Regions from separate parts of the Mus musculus genome. Here regions 1 and 3 are each linked to region 2. Evidence: chromatin loops called from intact Hi-C (ENCODE). Cell type or tissue: left cerebral cortex. All regions are shown on one strand. Region 1 has its middle 81 kb from the start of Gm35024. Region 2 holds the start of Gm39376 (a long non-coding RNA gene). Region 3 has its middle 7.6 kb from the start of Gm35024.

The links. A loop is a pair of places that touch in the nucleus more often than their neighbours do. Peaks named below come from ENCODE experiments on the same cell type or tissue, not always from the same donor. Only the 100,000 strongest peaks of a DNase experiment are listed, where the experiment ranks them.
Region 1: a loop joins it to region 2, with 4 times the contacts of the local background. A loop is called at or near these places in 8 of 42 quality-filtered maps.
Region 3: it touches region 2 in a loop (2.5-fold over the local background); 11 of 42 quality-filtered maps call a loop at or near these places.

What each region holds. Positions count from the first base shown.
Region 1 is chr9:79,106,664-79,114,663 of GRCm38, forward strand. No RefSeq gene overlaps it. Among named protein-coding and RNA genes, the nearest start is that of Gm35024, 81 kb to the left of the region's middle. In left cerebral cortex, a CTCF peak has its summit at 3,111 (motif pointing right); a DNase peak (open chromatin) is centred at 3,136.
Region 2 is chr9:78,783,325-78,791,324 of GRCm38, forward strand. Gm39376 (a long non-coding RNA gene) reads left to right here and starts at 2,303. Exons shown (of 3, transcript XR_870938.2): 1 at 2,303-2,509; 2 at 3,659-3,740; 3 at 6,130-6,228. In left cerebral cortex, a CTCF peak has its summit at 4,724 (motif pointing right); DNase peaks (open chromatin) are centred at 4,740 and 6,518.
Region 3 is chr9:79,033,375-79,041,374 of GRCm38, forward strand. No RefSeq gene overlaps it. Among named protein-coding and RNA genes, the nearest start is that of Gm35024, 7.6 kb to the left of the region's middle. In left cerebral cortex, no CTCF peak of the experiment used is centred here; DNase peaks (open chromatin) are centred at 3,868 and 4,861.

The DNA.
Region 1 (8,000 bases), 320 kb after region 2:
AGTGTAGAAATTATAACTAAATATATATAGGGTGAAACAAATGCTATTGATTTCTTCTCTGAAAGGTTTTTAATTGCTAAGTTACATGGACACTTGTTTCTACAAAGGAATACAATTCTACAAAACATATTTCAAGTGTTCAGGGTGCATGAATAGAAATAATAGCCTTTATTCCTGAGGTAAGATTATTGTAGAGTAAACCAAGCAGTATAAGAATCACTTTATTTTGTTCCCCTTCTGGCCTTAAAAAGCAATGTGACTTCATTATCTCAGTGGCGATACTGTGGACGCTGAGTGCTAATTGAAGTCACTCAGTATCTATGAACATTCATGTTGAAAGCTTAGGAATGATCAACTGACCATTTTGAACCATAGAAAATATCTGTGCTTTGAAAATTATGAAGTGTAGTATGCTCAAGTTGAAAATGTGTAGGAAATTCTCATGTCAGCCGACATATGTAGCAAAACTTTTCCTAAATGTAGATAGGGTGTGTCCAAGATCTTAGCACTTTAGAGTTCAAAGAAATGGTAGTAATCTGCCAGAACCTCAGGCAAAAATTATGCCTTATTGAAGAAGCCAGGGAATGTGTGCACATGAGTGTGTGTGTGTGTGTGTGTGTGTGTGTGTGTGTGTACAGTCCAGTCCAGCCCAGGTCAGGTGTCTAAAATGAAATTATAGAGTTGAACACATTAAAATGGAAATGATTTTCATAAACTGGATATGGTAGGGACACAGCACTAATTTCAACACTTAAGACACAGAGACAGGAAAACCCGGAGTTCAAAGTCATCCAAGTCTACACAGCAAATTCAAACCTATCCCAGGCTCACTGAGATCCTGTTTGAAAAAGATACCACTCAACAATGATTATATAACATTAAAAAGTTCCACTCTTTGTCTGTGATGTGATACAGGTATATGAACAGTTACATTTAAAGTAAACAGCTACAATGAAAGCATGGAAGCCCTGTTATGAGAGAGCTGAACTGAGCTTTGAGAGAGTATGGGAGTTGGCACTCAAGAAAGAAGGTTTGGAAGCCAGAACAGGAACTGGAGCTTGAAATACTGAGAACAAAGAATAGAGTAGAAAAGGACATGGTGGGGCAGGAACCACATGAAACATGGGACAAAAAGCATGTCTAGAAAATTAAGGTAAATTCTATGCATTGGAGACACAGAGTGCTGTGGAGGGCAGATGTGATGCAGAGAATGCTGGCACCTTTCATGGTCCAGTTGTATATGACTCCTACAATACTAGATACTCAGTTTCATCAATTATAGACCCAGGACAGCTACTCTGAGTTCACTGTCTCTGTCTCACCACCATGAAGATTAAAGATGTGGACTCTTGAGGGAGTGGGTGAATCTGAAGCAAGCCTTACTAAAAATACTTACAGAAAAGTGAGAAACCGAGTAAGTAAGAGAAACTGAAGAGTTGGGAGGAGTTTCTAAGAGACAAAAAAAACCTATTGAATTTCTTTTGGAGTTTTTATAGGGCAAGACAGAAATCTAGTTTGGTTGTTGAAAATAGGAGGGAAATGCCCATCTGGAAAGGAGACTCCCAGAAATATAAGGAAGTAGAAAAGGGGGTGTATAAAAACTGGCATGCCGGAAACTGTCTCCTTAAAAGCCAACCTTATCTGGTTATTTCATGGGGCATTCCTTTAGGTATTGTATAACTCCATGAGTCAGCTTGAAAACTCCTTTAATGAAAATGTTTTACACATACAACACACACACACATTTTACATATATAATGTGTTCTGCAATATATTGTGGATAATATATGTGTACTTGAACTGAAAATCAAAAAATGTAAGAAAGCTTATCTTTATGTGATTCTCTGTAATTTTATAAATTTAAATTTTATTTTGTGATGTTTTTGTTTTGTGCTTCTTTGTTTTCTTTTTGTAAGGTTGCAATATCATCATATTTCTTTTTGTCACAATATCTTTTATTGTTTACTCATACAGAGGTATATAAGAGGATGGTGGGTGAACAATAAATAACTTTTCCTAACGCAGCAGGGGTGCAGTGGCGACAGTGCTTGGAATGAATGATGCCAGTGTCAGGAAAGCAGTATCTACAAGCATGCTGCTGTATTTTCAGAACTGGAAATCATAGATTCCTAGCTTCAAAATTGATGTCTGATTGTTTTGTCAGTTTTAAAATAGTAAAAGATCAATGGGGAATTACTACTACCACGTGTATGTGTGTCCATGTGTGTGTTGAATAAAGGGAATAGTGTATTTCTCTTTAAAAAGAAGCATATGAAGTCAATGTTGTTTGAAGAGTTAAGATGTTTAAGTAAATGATGATATAAATTGAATTGGCTAGAAAGAACTTGGCAGTAGAAGGAGTTACAGAGACAAAGTCTGGAGCTAAGATGAAAGGATGGACTATCCAGAGACTGCCCCACCCGGGGGTCCATCCCATAATCAGCCACCAAACGCAGACACTATTGCAAATTCCAGCAAGATTTTGCTGACAGAACCCTGATATAACTGTCTCTTGTGAGGCTATGCCAGTGCCTGGCAAACACAGAAGTGGATGCTCATAGTTATCTATAGGATGGAACACAGGGCCCCCAATAGAGGAGCTAGATAAAGTAACCAAGGAACTGAAGGGGTCTGCAACCCTATAGGTGGAACAACAATATGAACTAACCAGTACCCCCAGAGCTCAGGTCTCTAGCTGCATATGTAGCAGAAGATGGCCTAGTCGGCCATCATTGGGAAGAGAGGCCCCTTGGTATTGCAAACTTTATATGCCTCAGTACAGGGGAATGCCAGTGCCAAGAAGTGGGAGTGGGTGGGTAGGGGAGCAGGGAAAGGGGAGGGTATAGGGGACTTTCAGGATAGCATTTGAAATGTAAATGAAGAAAATATCTAATAAAATTTAAAAAAATTAAAGCACATTTTAAAATAAATCTAATGCATATGTCTTTTTCTTTTAGAAATATTTAAAACTTCAAAATATTAATTATGACATAGAACCATATTCTCTATAAAAAGTAGATTTGGCAGTGGATTCTTTAGTTCTCTTATTTCGTAAAATAATGTACCTACTCTCCTCCGAGGTACTAACACACTGATGACTGGCTGATAGAGTTTCTGTCCAGTAGAGAGCAGTCACAGTCCATGAAGAGATCAGAATTTAGGGCACATGACTGAGCTCTGAACCTTTGTATCAGCTTCTAACTCAGTCTGGACTTTCTAGAATACAGGCTAAGTGTTCTCTCTTGTGTTCAGGATTCCTTCTCTTACCTGTCCTTTATGTTATAATGATAATATGCCTATTTATATGGATACCAATGTGTACACTAAGACTGTGACTGGCTTGTGCTCATCCTAAAAAAAAAAATCTGTAGAACACGCATACTATGTAGTGAGGAGAAATAGATACAAACACAAATGTTAAGCATGAAGATGGGGAAAGTTTAGCATTCCATGAAAAAAACAAAACAAAACAAAACTTAATTCAGCACGCAGGAAATCCTCTTAGTGACAAATAGCCAGTGGCTAATGGACAACATCCTCATGAAAACATAATGGTGTGTGTGTGTGTGTGTGTGTGTGTGTGTGTGTGTGTGTGTATGTGTGTGTGTATGTGTGTGTGTATGTTTGTGTGTGTGTATGTTTGTGTGTGTGTATGTGTGTGTGTGTATGTGTGTGTATGTGTGTGTGTATGTGTTTATATGTGCATAGGAAAGTATGTGCATTTGCATGGGAAGGTCAATGCAGAGGTCAATATTCAGTGTTGTTCCAAACCTAGATTCACAAAGGGAACTTTAGATGCTATAATAAGGGAATATGCAGTAAGGGCCACCAATTCAATTGCTATTGCTTGTTTAATACTTCTTTCTCTGTGTTATGAAATGTTTTGTGTGTGCATGAAGTATGAAGTACTGTGTGATAATAATATACATACACATGTATATGTATGTATATATATATATATATATATATATATATATATATAAATTCATACAAACACATACATATATATTCTGTCATAATTACACTGTGGTAATTAGCTTTTCTGTATCATCCAATATGTAGGCACACTATTTCTGTACATTGTGTGTAAAGTTTACCATTCAAATGTTGATTTCTCTGCCCTCATATCTTGATCCAATTCATACAGGGAACTCTAATGCCTATAAACCAAGAATCTCCTGTCTCAAGTTCCTATAAGTAATTCTTACCTTTTGTTTTCTGTCTTGTGAAAAAATGCTGATCACCCAATGGCTGGGCAGAATCAAGAAAAGGATAGGATATGTGCCAGCTAGAAAGAGGAGAAGGGAGAGAGGGAGATTCAGATTAACCAAGAATATTTGAAGGGAGCAAACAAAGTACCTGAGCACAGTTAATTAGCCACATGGCAGAATGTAGGTTAAACTAAATGGGATAATTTAAGTTATGATCTAATAAGAGAAAAGCCTAGCTGTATGGCTAAAGTATTTGTAAATATATTTTGGGTCTGAGTCTTATTTCTAGGATCTTGGGGCTGGAAGGAAGAAAAGTTCTAAATTCTGCATAACATTAATCATTTTTACATGTTGAGATCTTTTGTACCTTTCCAGTTACCTTGAAGTATATCTTAGCTTGTAAAGAAAATTGTTCCCTGCGTATGGAAGAGAAAACCAGGTCTAATTTCTCCTGCCTAACTGTGTTTTTTTACTTCTTTGTTCTGTGCCTGTCTTAGACTCTATTGACCAATATTCCATTCTGTTCTTCCATGAGACTGTACCTTTTAATCAGTGAGTGAGGACATGTGGTTTTTGTCTGTCTGGGCATGCCTCATTTCACTTAACACTTCAGTCTTGTTGATAACAGCCATTCTTCGTGAGGGGCGATAACATCTCCCTGTGGTTCTGACTCTGATCAATTATTTAGGTTAATGATTAATGATGTCCTTTTAAACCTCACTTGTTGGCCATTTATATCTTTCCTTTTGAGAAATATCTATTCTGACCTTTGGTCTACTTTAATTGTATTATTTATGGGTTGGGTTTATTTTGAGAGTTTTTGATTTTTTTTATATTCCTTGCTGGACATATGGTTAATAAATAATTCCTACTATCCTATGATCTATCTCTTAAGTGTTGATTGCAGTGCAGAAGCCCTTAATTTGATAGAATTCCATTTGTTTACATTTGGATTGGCTTCCTCTTTTCAGGGCGGGGGGGGGGGATCCTGCTAAGAAAAACCATTCCCCACTGGTACCTTGAAGTGATTGCATGTGTTTAAGTCAAACATGTAGTCCTTTCATGTTTTTGTGTTGATTTTGTGGATGGTGAGAGGTATGGCTCTAGTTACTTTCTCAACATACAGATGTGCAGTTTTCTCTTGCTTTGCTCTTTCTATGTGGCAGCAGAGAATAAACCAAGGGAAGACATCTAGTTACAAAGCTGGAAAGTCCATCTTGCTACATTTTGAGTTTTCTGTGGCCTCTGAATGCTATAACATGAAATCTTTGAGTACAGAACACTCTGCTTTTCTGATGCTGGATATTTCCATAAAATAGGACTGAAGAATTACTGTCAAGAAGTGGCATCATGAAAATGCATAAGCTGCCCTGATGCTTTGTTTGGTCCATGTCCCAGAAGCCAGTCTGCAAATGGATACGTTTTACAGAAAGCAGAGAATGAGACCCACAAGGAAAGGGACAAAGTGAAGAGTGTTTGCTTGTAGATGTTCACAGGCTTTCAAAAACAGAGTCATCTCTATGAATGTGTACCGACAGTAGATTCATTTGGTACATTAAAGTGCTGCCTTCTTTTATGTGTTAATGACACACTGATTTACCACCAACAAGGCCTAACTCTTAAGGTGGTTTTACCCAGTGGTGACATTACCAGAAGACAGCCACATTCTTTTTTTTGGCCGTCCTCACAACCAAAGTCATACACTTTAATTGGTAGACAAGAGTTAGGTATATAATTTGTGGTCCAGAAACTGACTAGCGCTATCTCTCCCACAGACACTGAACTTGAACGCCAGCCTGGTGAGTTCCTGTCTTGCCATCTGAGCTAGTGAACTTCAGAAACTACTGTTGAGAATGGCTTATCTATTCATAGATGGTTAGACTTTATAAAGTACATGTTTTTGTTGCTGAGGAATACATAGTATATTTGAGTTTAATTTTTAATTTTTCCCTTTATCTACTAAGGCTTCTCAACAAATGAAATATAAATTCCAAACAGGTTCATAAATAGTTTCCTACCTATTGTGAAATGTACTTATCTTACACGCGTTCTCGCGACCGGCCAGGAAGAACGCAACAAACCGGAATCTTCTGCGGCAAAGCTTTATTGCTTACATCTTCAGGAGCAAGAGAGCAAGAGAGCAAGAGAGAGCAAGAAAGCAAGAAAAAGAACAAGAACAAGAAAGCAAGAGAGCAAGAGTGCAAGAGTGCAAGAGAGCAAGAGAGAGAAAAAAACAAGAGCAAGAAAAAGAACAAGAGCAAGAAAGCAAGAGCGAGAAAAAGAATGGCAAAACCCCGTCCCTTTTAAGGAGAATTATCCTCCGCCTAGGACATATTACTCCCTGATTGGCTGCAGCCCATCGGCCCAGTTGTCATCACGAGAAAGGCAGAACACATGGCGGGAAAACTGCCCCTGCACGTGTGCAGATTATGTTTACTACTTAGAACACAGCTGTCAGCGCCATCTTATAATGGCAAATGTGAGGGCGGCTCCTCACAGATCCCCCTTTTCTTTTAATAAGAGCAATAGGCCACCCATATTAATGAGAGTGGAGATAGAGGTCAAATCCCCAGTGTGCAGGTAAAGGAGCCATGTACAGGATTAGCTCTTAGGCTCACAGGCTTTTACCCAGAGCAACCCTGACCTGCTCCCGTGTCGTTTTTCCTGGGGAGAAGGACACTTGGACACTCAACCTTCTTGAAAGATGACATGTCTCCCTAGAATAGGCTCATATGTGCCACAGAGCCCTTCTACTGCAGTGCTTAGCCGTGCAACTCTCTCGGGCTGCTGAAGCACACTCACTCTATCCCGTGCAATGAGACTAGCCTCGTGGGGTGCAAGAGCTGAGTGGCCAGCGACCTATTGCTTAAGCATAGATAACCATATATCAGGGAAGCACCATGTTCTAGAGCTGCAAGTGCCTGGGCAATAACCACCTTGTCTCTCCTAGTTTGGGCCTTAAGCTTACAGACCAACCAGAGAAGCAACACTAATCCACAGCAAAGTGTATCTCCAAATAATCCCACCCATTCTTTAAAGAAGGAAAATGCTGAGGAGATCCAATTGGGTAATCCTTTGATCAGGGACAGGTCCAAGCGCGTGGAGTTGACCTGAATGATGGCAAGTCTCAATTCCCGAAGGGTCTGTTCAAATTCAGCCGTCCAATCCTGTAACATATACTGAGAAAGACTTTTTGACAAATTAGCTGCCCTAGTAAATTTCTCATACTGAATGGAAGTAACGCATAATGAGAGGTCCCCCAAGCTCCCGACAAACCCTGAGCCAGTCTTGTAAACCTTTGTTCTTTCTTGGGGCTATGGCCGCTCTGCATTCCTGCGTGGCTTGCTCATAAATAAGCTATTCTACCAGAGGTGCGGCTTGCTCTGAATCTCCAAAAATACGCTCTGCTGCCTCTGTCATTCTGGCCACAAAATCTGAGAATGACTCCTGAGGTCTCTGGACGATCTTTGTTAGTTGTCCAGTGGCCTCACCTGCTCAGGAGAGCGCCTTCCAGGCCCTAATAGCCTATTCATCTGATTCAGAACTACTAAGAACTGGCTCCTTGAGCTCATCTAGTGATGAGTATAGGCTCCTTCTCCTAGAGACCTCCGCTGATTGATCTTTTTTCTTTTCTTTCCTTCTAATCTCTCCCCAGGTATTCTTACCTGACCTAAACTTTTCCTCAGGTTCAAGACCCGTGGAAAGGCCTGTATACTTATTTTGTGCACCATATTTCCTCTTTGCTCCTACTCTCTCTCCCCGCTTTACTTCTGATAGATTGCCCTGAAT
Region 2 (8,000 bases):
TCACATTTACATGCCTTTTATTTGTGGCTGAATCTGCCTTACAGGTGCCTTATGTTTCAGAAAGTAGAGATCAAAAGAATTCACTTCTCAGGATTCAGCAACGCACAGCCAAGGCATGAAACACCCTTTCATATTGTCTCTCCCCCAACCCTTGCGTACAAATAAGGCACCTAGGTTTCTCGGTGCAGGGGTCGGGGGGGGGGGATATTCCCTTGAAACTGAAGCAGCAGTAGCAGCAGCAGCAGCAGCAGCAGCAGCAGCAGCAGCAGCAGCAGCAGCAGCAGCAGCAGCAGCAGCAGCAGCAGCTCCTATTCCTCTGTAAGGACTTCAACCTAACATTTACTCTCAAGTGTTCTTAATATACCAAGTCCCATAATTATCGGAGAACATATGAACTATAATAAACCCAGCATTATAATAGACTCAGTATTGTTTCATTTTCAAGAACTTTTCATTGGTGCATGTACACTTTGCATAGCAAGCGCTCAAGTCCTGTCCCGGCAAGCAGTTGATGCACTGTGGGAATGCCTGAGAGGCAGCAGAAGATCCCGAGAGTTTGAATGGAGTGTCCTGATACAGTCAGATTGGCCTGGCAGGGGAAGAGACGCAGACAGGTTTTTCTTTTTTTCTTACTTCTGTCTATAGATCACCATTGTCTCCTGTCTGGGGTAGAGCCTTTCATTTGCAAAGCTTCCTCTGGAAACTTACTCTACCCTCATCTGACCCCTTGTTAGGACCTGAGCGTGCCAGATCCGTCCCAACGTGTGTCACCTGTGTGTTGTTTTTGCTAAGTCTTAGCATTTCATTCGGGATTTCCCGTAATGTTAGGTTGCCCTAGGAACAAGCATGTTTGTTAGGTTTCAGGAAACTGCATCTGGATGAGGGTTTCTTAGATGGTGCCCTTCAAGCTCCTAAGAGTGTCTGGCATTATGTCATTTCTGACACAGTTTTGGGATTCCTCAGCTGATGTTGTGATATTTGTGGGTGATGGGGGTGGGGGTGGGGGTGGGGGTGGGGGTGGTGCCATAGAAATATCAGATTCAAATATGTCCATTCCTTATTTATTTCTGTAAAAATATAACTTTTCATTCATTCATTAATTTACTTTACATCCTAATATCAGCACCTCCCAAGCATAAATTTTTAAAATTGAAAGTTATATTATTTACAACATGTTATGCTGTGGTACTTTTGAAATGGTCAAATCAAGTGTGCTGGCATATGATCTGCCTCATATACTTAACATTCTAAAGTTACCGCTATTATCGTTACTATCCTTAGTGTGTGGGGTGGGGAGGCTCACACATGTCTCGGTGTGTATGGAAGCCAGATGTTAACTTTGTACAGCAGGTCCTCTCCTTTTACCCTTGTGTGGATTTTGAAGCTGAAACCCTGTCAGGCTTTTGTACTTAGCACTTTGATTAGCTGAGCTATCTTACCGATTGACAGACTGATTGATTGATCGATAAGAACACTTCGAGCTTCCTTCTTGCACTAACCTGCTGCTTTTATTACTAAAGCTTTATAACTCTGCCTACTGGGGGTTTTTAGTGACTCCCTCTGAATTGTAAAAAGTTGTTCTGTTTCTGTAAAAACTCTCTTAGCTTTTTGAGACTGTGTTGAGAAGAGATTGCTTTGAATTGTATAGGCTTTTAAACAATATTTACCACTCTAGTGTGGGAGCATAGGATATCTTTCTCTCTATAATTAGTCTGCAGTATCCAGGAGTGATTGGTTCCAGGGCCCCACGTTTAAAAGAATCCCTGGATACTTATATTGTTTATATAAAAATCACATAGTATTTATATATAACATGTACACATATTGCTACTTTCCTCACATAATATCTGAGTCGCTTACAGTACATAATATACTATAAATATAAATATAATATAAATATATAAATATATAATATATAAATATATATTTGTATAAATATAAATATAATATTAATATAAGTATAAAATAGCATGTATATAGCTATTGTATTGTACTCTTCAGGGGAACAGTGACATAAAATGAAACCCTGTATATACTATATATACATAATATACTATAAATATGAATATAATATAAATATATAATATATATAAATATAATATAAATATAAATATAAATATAAAATAGCATGTATATAGCCATTGTATTGTACTCTTCAGGGGAACAGTGACACAAAATGAAACCCTGTATGCATGTATGTATGTATGTATGTATGTAACGCAGGCATCCTCACCACCTGGTAACTTTGGTTGAGTCTAAGGAACTTGGGCAGAACCTGTGGATCAGGAGAGGTGATGGTTGACCTGTATTTGTGTTTTCTCCACTTTCTTTTGCCAATGTCTATAAATGCCAATCTCCGTGACAAAAATGTATGTTGAAGAAGTCTTGAAAAGCCTTAACAGATTGACTGAACGTGGTGGCACATGGAAAATGCCACTCACCATGCCATCTGACTTCAGTGGAAGTGGGTTCCAGTGGCCGTGCAGTCCTTTCACCAACCACCCTAACGGTACAGCCTGTGCTCTGGTGGATGTTTGCTGCTGGCATCGTCCCCCTGGGCTGACCTCTGGAGTCTGAACTGTCTTGTCTGAGCACGAGCTTGGCACATCCTCTGCAGTTCCGACTGGAGATCTCCCTTGTCCCATAGCTCATTCCATAGCTGCTTCCTCTGGTGCATGTCTCCCTGCTAATGATGATTGAAGTCTTTGAGTTTCTTCTAAGGTGCCACACAGAAGTTGGCAAAAAGGAAAACGTCTTCTCAGAGCACTGACAATTTTAGGTTGGGTAGAGAGGTCTTTCAAGGGTTTTAGATGTGTGGCATCTATTTTTCCTGTAAATATGAGAATTTAACAAGTGAAATTTCTAAGAACTAGAGTCAATCACAGCAATGAGATGCTTACGGGGTTTTTATTAATAATATACTAATATATTATTATATATACTAATAGGTAATAATTGCATAGAAAATCACCTCATCAGAGCTACAAAGGGAGTTGATTGGTTGCCTGTTTGAAGGACATGGAATTGTTTCTGAGTGTCTTCAATTAATTTGTCCAAAAATATCCCCTCAAATGAGTTCTATATTAGATTTACTCCTTACAATTTTGTAGGTTTTAAGTATGATGGTAGGGATTGATATTATTTTATTAGTTAATAAATTATTAAAATAACAAGGCAGGAACAATTGGGTAGAATTGAATGGAAATAAAGATTTTAGATTACATTTCACGTTTTAGGAGAGGAATATTTGATTTTGGCTCCAAAAGGTTTTTTATTTTTATTGGTAGACACAACTACTCTATGTATGTGGCAAGTCTCTCTCTCTCTCTCTCTCTCTCTCTCTCTCTCTCTCTCTCTCTCTCTCTCTCTCTCTCCCTCTCTCTCTCTCTCTCTCTCTCTCTCTCTCTCTCTCACACACACACACATTTAAAGGCAGAGTCTCATTTATCTCAGATTTTCCTTGAACCTTAATATGTAGCTGGAGATAATCTTGGACTTTTGATCATTTTCCTTCTACCTCCTGAGTTCTGAGACGATAGCACTATATGCCAGTATACTCAATTCAGAAATTCAGATAGTGTGGGGATCAGACCCAGGGCTTTGTGTATAAGGAGCCAAGCCCTCTACCAACTAACTACATCTTCAGACCTCTGTTTAGGTTTTGAGACAAGGTCTCACTATGCAGCCAAGGATGACTACATCATCTTCCACCATTGGCTTTCCATATGCTGGTGTTGCAGGTGTGTACTATGTTGCTTCGTTGAAGTTTGTCATTGCTGAAACAATGTTTCTTAACAGTTTAGCTGCCAGAGTGAAAGGTATAGTCAAAAATCATAGAATGTATTTGAGTGTTTGAAAGTTCTTGGGGGAAGTTTTTATTGTTCCCAGTGGCACGTATTCAGTGAATATTTTGATATTTGAAATGGCCATATGGGTGTGAAGATTGCTCTGGCTCTTTGACCCATTGCCAAACAACTTTATTTCTAATATGGATGCTTCGTGATGTTAAATAGGACTTTTCTGGAATATGGACCCCAGATATAGCACTCAGTAGAATTGATTGCAGAGTGTTACAAAGGATGAAGGTTGAAAGGGTCCTTTGAGATAATTAAACACAGACCCTCATTTTAAAGTAGACAGAATTGAAACAAGGGAGGTTAGCGGAGTCAGTCAAGGTCACACATCTTTTTAGCAGAAGTGGTCATAGAATTTAAGATTCCAGAGACTCAGTTTGACTTTGGAGCATCTGCTGGAAAGGCTTAGAACCAAATGAGAAAAACACAGACTAGTGAACTCACTGATGCCTGTCTAAGGGCTTCTGGTGATGGAGCTGGGAGACAGAACACAAAGACAGAATTTCACTCAACTCCTTCCAGTTCATCACCCTCCTCTGACACGAGTCATCAGAAGCTTGGTCTCTGTGTTTCTAATTTAATATTTGGGCCCCTTTGGGTGTTTTGCATAGTTAGAGATGAATGTTGCCGTTGGATTCAGATGTGTCACTTTGTAGAGATGAAGCCACATAAATGAGTTCAAGTGAATTATACAGAATTTCTGTGAGACAAGAGATATAACTATGGCACATGCTAAGGAAATATGTCTTTGTCTTCTGGTTGGTGACTGACTGTGTCCTCCTAATTATGTACAGAATGTGTGGTTGAGAGCAATTGACTGGACACACTCCATATAGGAAAGGCAGCTCAGGAGGGATGAAACTGAGTAGGAGACCTCTAGAGGGCAGTGTTAACTTACAGTTGTTAAGAGCCAGCAGCAGGCTAAATTGGGTGAGTGTGTTGTATTGGATATCCATGCCTCTTAGATACCTACATTCAGGGATAAGTAATGTATAGTGTTGATATTTTGAGCCTGGACGTCTGGAACTCATTTTGGAGTTTTAATCTTTGTGGTGTAGGGAAAGGATACTAGATGGGTTATCAGCACATCTGGGCTCTCAGTCTCTACAACCCAGGAACTGTGTGTACCCTTAGGTTTCTGACTTCAACTGAGAAACTAAATGGTTCTATGGAATCTTCTCTTAAATGGCCCAGAAAGCTAGCTTTTCTCCCCCATCTCCCCAAGTCTTATTGATACTCAGTTTCATGCTAAGGGTTCACCACAGGCTTGTTTGCTACTGGTGTTTAAAGTGATATAGCAGGACACTCCCTCCGTAGATGCATTTCCGAGGTCTACCTTGGCTAACCAGTCAAGTCTCTATTCCACAATGGCTTTCTGATAGCATTACCCTTCTAAGGCAGTCCTTCTGGCCTATTACAGTGTGTGAGGAAAACCAATTATTCTTAATCTTGATTTATTAATCCCTTTCACGGGTTGAATTGTGGCATGCTCCAAATGTTGAATGTGTAGTTCCCAGTGTGGCCTCATTTGTGAATAGGGTCATTATAAATGTGACAGTTAAGGTTGTACTAGAGTAGATTAAGACCCAGGCTCAATATGGCTGGTATTCTTGGAAAAAGGACTTTGCATCTAGACATGTGTCCCAGGGATTGTCATGTGAAGGCTGCACTTATGATATTACAAACCAAGAAACTACTAAAGGAGAGCTGGGACAGATACTATGCACTCCAAAGGAATGCAGCTCAATTGATATCTTGATCTTGAAATTGCAGCCTCTGAAATTGTGGGACATTACGTCTCTGCTGTCTCAGCCACTTACTTAGTTTGTGGTACTCTGTTATTACTGTAACCCTAGGAAATGGATATAACCCTAGTGACCCTAGTGCTGTGTGTTGAATGGAGTTTTCCCTCAGCTGGTTATGATATCATGATGACCTGACCCTGCTGCACGTAACCTCACCAACACCAGTGTCAGTAGGTTGACAGCAGTCTTCATGTCTCTTAAGGCATATAATAAATTTAGTAGACCTTCTGTACTATTTGATAACCTTTATGTGATCACATATTGACCTTGGAAGCAGGTAAAAACCGTCAGTTCAGAGGTATAGAATAAACTTTCAGCTTCCAACGGGATTTGGTATGTAGACACTCATTTACGAAACAGAGGGCACAACAGACTGGGACAACTCATAGGTTTTGCTTGTGGCAATGGAGAAAGGAATTAACCATGGTCACTATGTTTCTATAACTTGTCACCTACATCTTTCTCCACAGATGTACCTCAAACAAAGCATAGTGATAAAACCAAAACAGGAGTTGTATGCTGGAGAGTGGGAGTGATGGAGAAAGCAGCATGGGAGAAAGGCCTATTTGGTATGTATTTACATTTCATCTGGAATCTCATTAACATTCACTCACAAGGACCACCACTCTATAACATAGGAATACATGTTATATGCTGTCTGGAAAAATACCAGAATTTTAGATAGCTTGGCACAGAACATAGTTCTATATCTGTAGAAGAGTAATTTCACTACTGTCACAATAAAATCTATTTTAGTAAAAAAAAAAAAAAGAAAAAGAAATTCAGCAGCTTTGGTTCAGTGGATCAGTGCCTGGAGATTCTCTGTCTCTATGCTCAGTGATGTTCATCTCTGATTCCTACATTGATTTGGTCCCCACATACATCCTTGGATGCTGCCTAGTTCCTAGGCAACTGTAGTCTGGGAGGCTGGCACTGGCATGCTACTTGATTTAAGTCCCAAGCATAAGCATAGCATGGACAGTGCTTTTGTTCTTAATTATTCAGCTGTGCTTTTGAACTTGAGATTTGTGTTTAGTGAGTTCCTAGGCCTTACAAGTAGGGAAGCAAAAAGACAAAACAAAACAAAAAACAAAAAACCAACAACAAAAAAACCTGTTGTATACTAAAGAAGAAATAAGATTTATTTAAAAATATTTCTGGCAAAGTATAAAAAGTATAATCTAATTTTCAGAAAAAAGAACGTAAAATAAATTTCATACTTTTGTAGTAAAACCAATGGGATAAGTTAAATTTATTTTCTATTAATTTAAAATGGTTTTAAGATTCATTTTTAATTTTATGTGTATGAATGGTTTGGTCACATGTATGTCTCTATGCCACATGCATGCCTGGTGCCTGTGGAGGGCAGAAGGCAGTGTTGGATCCTCTGGACCTAGAGTTAGTGATGTTGAGCACCAGTATGTGAGTACTGGGAATTGAACCTAGATCCACACAATGAATGCTCTTAACCACTCAGCCATCTCACCAGCCCCCAACTGAGTCGTTTAAAAAGATATTTGTGTTTGGATATATATGACATAGATGTAAAATGTTATTTTTCTGGGTTAACCTAAACTCCACACTTTTTTTTTTAAATAAAGAAGCGTGCCATACATTCCATGAAGAGAAGGTCAAATAACTAGCTGTGGTTTATAGGTATCATTTGGAAAATTTGAAGGTATGTACCACATTGACAAGTCAGGATTTTACCTTAGTAATAGAGATCTTATAGACCTGTGAATTATTTTTTAATTACCATGTATAAATGAAGGTGATGCTAATACTTTTTTTTAAAAAAAGTAGAATGGCCTGTTCTATAGTCTGTTTTCATTCCATGGATTTTGTTCTTGTTTTTCTATGGGGCAGAAACCTTCAATCAAAGATTCCTGGAAAACATAGTTAACTATAAACCATCACTTGCAAGCATCAAAATCTCCATCAATATTTCCCCTTTCTACACACAAAGTTCACCCTCAGTTACATTAGTTATCCACAACTTCATAAAAAACACCTCATAATAGATTGGCTCACATAACACATATTCCTTATTTTTGTGGAACAAGAACGGAGGAGAAGTCTGGATCTTGCTATGTTTGCAGCTCCAGTGAGGCCAGGGATCGTGTCACCCAAGGCTTTACAGCCCACTCAAAGTAGCTGAGGATAGGATTCATTCTTTTCTGGCAGTTGCTTTCCAAACAGAAACTTTCAAGATGGCAGCCACTTCTGTTGGAGTCAGTAAGTTAGAGAGCAAAAGACATTAGCAGGATAGAAGCCAGAGTCTTTGCAACCTGATCTTCTGAATGACAGGATTACTTTATTACATTTTGTTTGTTAATCTGAA
Region 3 (8,000 bases), 250 kb after region 2:
ATTTACATGTCAGACAGCCCAGTCATCAAAGAACTCTGATTTTTAAAATTCTTATGCTTATATAATATATGTCTAGCTGAACAGTTCAAGTGAGCAAACTCTACATTAACCTCGGATCAAGAATTCCTGAGGACAATGGGAGTATTAGCAAATAATCCACTTCTCATTCCTGACTGGAACAGGTATTAATTGTTCTTTCTAAAAACACGAGGGAGCTGTGATGTGTCAATTTTTTTTTTATGTTCTGAATACGTGTACATGGCTCACTCTTGATATCCAAGATGAGGTATCTTCATTTATGGCATTACAGATGCATTTTCTACTCCCTCAAGAACATTTCACACAAGGTGTATTTAGTGAATCTTGCAGAAAAGGAAAGTCTATTGTATTTTGGTTTGTAAATGAAAAGTGGGCAATGGTCAAATGAAGCTTATCATGCCATCAATGACAGAAGAAATGCTGCATTAGCCCATTGTAGCATGGCCCCAGTACCATGTTTAATTTTTTAGGGAGGAAACTCCAGATATGCTCAGTAAGATAGCCAATATCTGGTCTTGTCATCTTACTTGTAATATTTAATAATTTCAGAGGATAAAATAATTTTACTTTTAATATTCAATTGTCATATTTGCAGATCTTTATTTAAATTAGCTGATGATAGATAAATAAGAAAGGTTAACATTTTTCAAAAGTTTCAAACAGAAATTTTAAGTATAATGTAAAAGCATCTTCTATTCTATTGCCTGCCAATTGTAGATATGATATTTCCTTATTCTTCTTCTTCTGAATAGTTTGGTACATATTTCCAGAGAGAAATGTCACACATAATATTTGATGTCAACAAAGAAGGTTGAATCAATAAGATTTGGAATTCAAAGCCATAGCTACACAATGAGTTTGAGGCCAACCTGGGATATACAAGACCCTGTTTCAGAAACAAAAACAAAAACAAAAAGTTTGATGTGGAAAACTTAATATTGATGCTATTTTTGGCTGTCTAATCCTGGAATTCCACTGGTTTCCCAACTGTTCCATTTATGTATGATAATGTCATGTCCTATTTGCATGCCTGTCATGAGACCAACCTTTTAAAATTTCCTATTCATATCACTTGGCTAATTTAATGTCTGCTATGTTGCTCCAATACAGAGTTACTATTTTCATAACCAATGAACACTTTATAAGACAATACATTGAATTTTGCAAATATCCTAGTCTTCATAAAGCTGTGATTCTTTTTATTGTAGCAGCATGAGCTCATGTTTTTCCATTTTGCTTGATGAGTTATAAGCCATCACTGTATTGAGTTACTTTGATGTTCAAGTAATCACTGGTGTCTGTGGAATGATAAGCTTCCCTCTGCATCCTTTAAGCAGATCTTGTTCACTCTTTGAACACTTTCTTATCTTTTGACCACAATAACATTCTTATTCTTAAAGTTATCTGGTCAGCATGCTCTCTCCTGCATTTTCTTGTTGGATATGAAGTTGCCATTTCCCCAAAGGTTGTATGGTTGAGGAGTGGAGGTTATCTTTGCAGATGTAAAGGTTGGCTGCCTATTTGTCTTAGTGGCTGGAGGAAAATTTATGCTTGGGTAACCTACCAGCACGTTTTAACACTGACACATCAATTATCAACAACAAATACTGTTCAGCCTGTCTTTTTCCTTCCTTGACTTTTACTCTCCTGTTCCATAGTGAAAGAAATCTACAATTACTTGAGTATGTTTATTTTTTGGCAAATTCAACACATGCAGGTAGTCTTTTAAAAACTACTGCTGCGTAGATGCCCTTTGTACTCAATTCTGAGATCTAATACCACATACTGGGTCTTAGCGTTATATTAGGAATTTTCCCCATTGGCTAATGCAACACTATGTTGGAAGTTGTATTCTTTATTGTCGATTATTTTCCTATCTCTCTGCAATAGTTATTTTTGTGACCATCCACTGAAGAATAACAGCCATTGCAGGTCTTTGTTTGTAGCTTTTGACATTGAAGAAGTTCTAGACAGGATTCAACAATGAATTGTGTGGTCTTGACCTGGAAATCTAGCTTTTGGGCCAGACCTACTCATTACAGAGCTTGAATGGATGCTAAGGCTCTGGCTCTAGCAGTTTAGGTCCACAGAAACATCTATGACTCTTGAAAAGGAAATGTGACCCAAGAAGTTGAAAGTATATCTTTGTCTGCAAATAAACCCAAGTTCTCACAAGCACAACTCTGGGGTCAAATGGAGGCAAAAAGGTAGCATAGCATTAAGTTAAACCAGGGGCTTAGTGTATGGATACTGGAACCTAAATCTGATGATCTGTAGCCTGTGGTAAGAGATGGTTATTACACCAGGTCCTTGGTTCTTTTCAGAGTAAAAAGTGTGAGTAACCAAGGTTGAATAAAGAGGGTGTGGCCCAGATCAGGAAGATCAAAGGTAGCCCCGGGGTGTAGACCAGAAGGGGTGTATAAGGAATGCCAAGGGAAGAACTGGTAAGCCAGGTATTAGACAGGAAGATGGGGGTGCCAAGAACCAGACATGGTGATTACTTTTACCCAGGGTGACAGATGGAGGTCAAGATGCATTTGTGGTTCTACTCTTGTTTCCTCTTCTCTTGCCAGCTGAAGCACTTTGTGCGTCTACAAAGGGAAAGAAAAACTAAGACCCATTTGTAAACTAGCTCAGAAATATTTATGCAAAGAATAAAGCAGAATGAATTCTAGCAATAGCAAAATTTTAGCAATATGGTTAATTTTATATGTATTTATATATTTGTTTAAACACAAATAAGAACAAAGAGTATGAAGATTTTATTTCTGAATGGTTCCTGTTAAAGTGCTTTTTGGAGACAGGGTCTCATGTAGTCCCACCTGTTCTCATGCTTGCTGTGTAGACGAGAATGACCATGAACTTTGATCTTCGTGTCTCCATCTCCCAAATGATGCCATTATAGACAGGCACTACTATCTAGTTTTTTTTTTTTTTTTTGTTTTGTTTTGTTTTGTTTTTTTATGCTGGGCATCAAACCCAGGGCATTGTGGATGACAGACAAGCACTCTATGAACTGAGCTACACCCTCAGGCTGCTGTAACTGTTCTTGATGGATCAGTCTTAGCTTGTCAGTTTTCTGTGAAATCCACTGCACAGAACTGAGTTCTCTTCATTTGATGACTTGGCCGAATAAACCACTTCCAGTATGACTAACAATTTCAGAACTCCTGAGCAACAGCAGGGGAGTAAATACATTTTCTCAACCTGATGCAGTTATTTACCTATAACTTTAAAAACAATACAATTGCTGGAACTAAAGGATCTATTTGAAAATAAGTTGATTAAATTAGAGAAAAAAAATTTAAAATTTATCCTGTCTGTTTTTTCATTTCAACTCTTCCTGGGTATAATCTCACCAAGAGAGGAATAAGGGGAGTATAATAACAGAGAAAACAAAAAGAAAAACAAGAAGAGCTGAGATCATGTCCAGCTTGGGCTGCAGCTCAGCTCTGATCACATTTATCTGAGGTCCCAAGTGGGATGGTGACAAATCCTTTTTCCTGGCTTCATGCCTTCACCACAACCAATAAATAATGAGCTCAATATTTTAGGAAAGAATTATTGCATTATCTTTCTTTCTAAAGTATTTACTTTGGTTATAAGCCACAATGCTTTGTATTTAAACATAGAGTACTATGATCTATATCTACAGCTATCAATGTGTGATTGAAGACAGCATGGGACAGTATGAGCCTACATAACTCTGTCTCTATGCATGTTAAAGTTTTGCTCTAGCATTAGTGAATAATCATCAGTTACTGTCATTTTGTACTGAATAAAGCCTCTTGTTGAGGATGCTGGGGGGAGGGGTGTCAGTCTTCTGATTGTTCATAAACAAGCCCAGGAAGCTGTGCTGATGGAAGAGGAATGAATCCCTGGCAGGCAGAAGCTGAGAGCTGCTTCTCCAGGCACACAGGATGCTCTGTACAGACTCAGGTTCACTCTGAAAGGGAAGATCACAACAGGTTTGATCGACAGTCATGTGTTGAGGTCAACCATTGCAGGAAATGACTGTTATCATTCAGAAACTACTTATCTCTCTATTGGTTTATCATAATTCTCTCCCTCGTAGGCAGAAATGCTTTTATATTATTTTGACTTCAAAGGAGCAGGAAGAATCAAAAGCAGAGATGAATGCAGTTTCGTAATACCCAGTAAATACCATTGTGTATCATAAACATCAAATCCACGATAACTTTCATCCAAAAGTGGGATTAGTTTGATTCAAACCACATGAAGAGGAAAGCAGCTACTGTGCAAATACTTCACTTCTTGCTTTTCCAGATAGAAGGCAAATTCACTATAAATCATGAACAGACTATTTAAAAGACTTCATAGTTTTGATGGGACAACATTAATTGTTGGAATTTTTAGAATGTAACATTTTCCAGAGATAAACCCTAACGAAAGCTATTTGGGGGATTAAGACTATTTATTGGAGATGAAGAGAATGATGAGGGAAAGCAATTCTTTAGATGAATTCCAAGTCTTTTCTCCTAAAAGAAAGGCACTTAATTTTGCAACACTCATCCCATCTGCTCATTCCTTCTGTTTTCTCAACACCAAGTCTCTCCCCTGGTCAGTACTTGTAAGGCGTTTTCAACTGCACCCACTCATCCTTCCTGCCCTCTTCCTAAAATCTGAGTCTCTTAAGTAAGGGCAGTTGGAAAGGACTCTGGTTCCCATCCCAGTGTTCCTATGCACAGGCCTGGGGATGAACACAACCCACAGAAGACAGAATCTCTCTACTGAACATGAGCATGAGATACTTTCTGAAGCCAAGTTCTGTTTTATTCATTTTTATACTTCCCAATATTTCAAGTGCAGTAGCTAACACAGTGCTTGGCACAAGGTCAAAGACACTCAGTAAGTAATTGCTGAAAAATGGAAGCAGACAAACTCGAATTCTGCCCTGGCTGCTGAGCCACGGGGAAACCGTCGTTTCCTCTTTTATATCCAGGATGTTATGTAGCGTCTGTCTTCATTCACGGCATGGGATGACTCACTTGCAAGGTGCTCTGCTGAGTCCTGAGAATATCCTAAGTCCTCAGTGGATATTTGTTCCCTTCTCTCTGGCTAGTCATTTCGTTTCCTTCAGGATGCACTCCTCATTGTCACAGAGGAGCGTAGTGAGTGGTTCATGGCACTCTGGATGAGGTATTGGGAGGATTACAAGGACAGATGTTTAGAACTCCATTTTGAACATTAATAAGGTGAAAAGGTAAGAGATGATGGAAAAGAGTGGACATCCTTGTCTTCTTCCTAATTTTAGTGAAATGCTTTGAGTTTCTTTCTATTTAGGATGATGTTGACTGTTTGCTTGCTTTAAATTATGTTTATTATGTTGAGATATGTTTGTTTTACTCCTAGTCTCTGCACTTCTTTTGTTATAAAGGGATGCTAGATTTTGCCAATGGCCTACTCTGCATCTAAGAATATGATCATGCGTTGTTTTTTTTTTTTCTTTTAGGGTTTTCTGACACACATTTTAAATAGAACACTCAATACTGTGAAAGCCAAATAACCTACAATTATTTGAATTTCAAAAGTGGACAAGAAAACCACGAGTAGCAAACTCCTTAACTTGTGAAAACTCTGTTTCAACGTGGTCTTCCAGGTAGATTTTGGCCTCATGGAATAACTATAATGATTCACTTATGTACTTGCCTGTCCAAATTTCAGTCTGTCTCTGGATTGCATTTGGAAGCTTTATAATCTCCCCTGGCTCAAGGAGTTGGCCGACAGGTGGCATGAGCTATTTGGATTTATCTGCTGATCCAGAGCCAGAGTCCTTGCTTCTCTCTTGAGCGAGGCTCACTGACTACATTGCTTACCCTTTTCCTCTTTTCTAGGTTTTAAGTTAGGATGTTGAAGGTCCAGTTGGTTGGAATCAGCATAGGCTTGGGAAATGGTAGGGAGCTTGTGATTTGGGAGGGTGAGCCAGGAGAGGACAAATGGTTATAGAAGTTGGGTTAATTACTCTTTTTCTTGTTTGGACAATGCTTTAGCTGTTTTAGTTCACAAGTCAGAAAGCTGTGCAAGTGTGTCATTTGAAAGATACTTGAGTATCTCTCATGCATGAGAAGGCAGATGGCATTGTGCCTGCAATGGCACTTACCATGTGCAAAGAATTAATAGTGTAGGAAAGTAGGAAATGTTCATTAAATCTTACTGGGAAGAATGGAGGGAGAGGAGGAGGCAGCTGGGAAGTATTGTATAAGAGAAGAATAGATGAAGGGATAAAAGAAAAAAAAACCCATCAAAACCCATGTACTTACCCAGTGAGCAGGGGAGTAGAAGAGTATTGGGCAAAGCTTTATATAACTGTTGGTTATGCAGACTAAGATTTAACCCCTGGTTTCTGTCCAATAACAGCACACATAATTGCTGGTGATGGCACTGCCAGGATTATTTCAGGAAGCATTTTCTTACCAGGCCTTTGCAAAGAAAGGTGATCATTTACAGGCACCCAGAGAGTCCTGTAAGAATGATTGCATCCACCATCTTTCTTTATATTAGACCAAGGACTAGAAATTTCAAGAGCTGATTCCAGGATGTGCCACAGTCTTCATGAATACTTCATGGTAGAACTTTATGGGATTTTCTTTTCTTTTCTTTTCTTTTCTTTTCTTTTCTTTTCTTTTCTTTTCTTTAAAAAAACCCGAAAAACAAAAAACAAAACATTAGGTTCCCAGTTATTCCTGGACAAAAGTTGAGCCTCTGTGGGATACCACTTAAAAATGGAACTTGTTGGCCATTTGGTATTGGATAACCAGTTGGCATGCTCTTCTTTGGGGAAGACTATTTCTCCCGTTCTTGCATTCCTTAGTTGCCTGCAGTTCTTTGTGAAAACATACAAGTAACATTATATAGACATAGAGGGTTGCATTTATGTATTTAGTAAGTTATATTAATGAAAACAGAGAACTTAAATTTGAAAGAGGGCAAAGAGGCATATATGGGAGGGTTTGGAGAAAAGGGAAAAGAGAAATGATTTAACATAGTCTTCAAAAATAAAGGAAGTAATAAATAAGATGATCTATAATCTTCAAAAAGTATGCTTTCTAGACCAAGAGCCTTTATACTGCTTTGAGTGGCGGTCTAGCTTGTTCTCACAGACACATGGGCAGGACCTTTGATTTCCTCAGCTAGAGTTGGGGAAGTTGGAGTTGCTTCATGGAGCCGTGATATCTGATAGAAACAAGACAGCCCAGGCCAAGCGAAGCTTCTAACTACATGGCGACTGCTTGGTCTTTACCCCATCTGTTGTCTAATGTTTTCATCACCCTTAAGGTTTTCTAATCTTGCGATTAACACAAACTGTGAGTTTTTCTTTTCATTTTTGTTTTAAGACTGTCTTTGATACTGAGTTTATCCTGGGTTTGTTTAGATTTATGGAGGCCAATGGGATCATTTTATTAGAAAGTGTCTGTGATGAAAATATAATAGTTTTGGTCACTTTAACACATACTTATTTTTCCCCCACAACCTTTAATTGGCTTAACCAGGTCTCTTTGGAACAAAATATGTATTTTAAAAGGAATGGCAACAATAATAGATATGAAAAGGACAATTTGATGTTTTATAGAAATGTAACATGTCGATTTTTAACAATAATTTATTGTACATTTCAAATATCTACAAGAGAAGATTTTTGAATGTTCCTAACATAAAGAAATGGCACATGCTTGGGGTGATGCATGTTAATTGTCAAGATTGATAACTACGCATTATACACATGTAAGGAAGTGTCACACTATACTCTGTGTGTGCATCAGTTAAAATGCTAATAAAACAACTTACAGAATATGCTAATTCTCTTGTAGAATTTTCACAATATTGGAATTAAAAGCAATTTCAAGCATCATAAGTCATGAGTATGAATTTGTTAGAAAAACTCTTACACACACACACACACACACACACACACACACACACACACACACACAACCAATTAG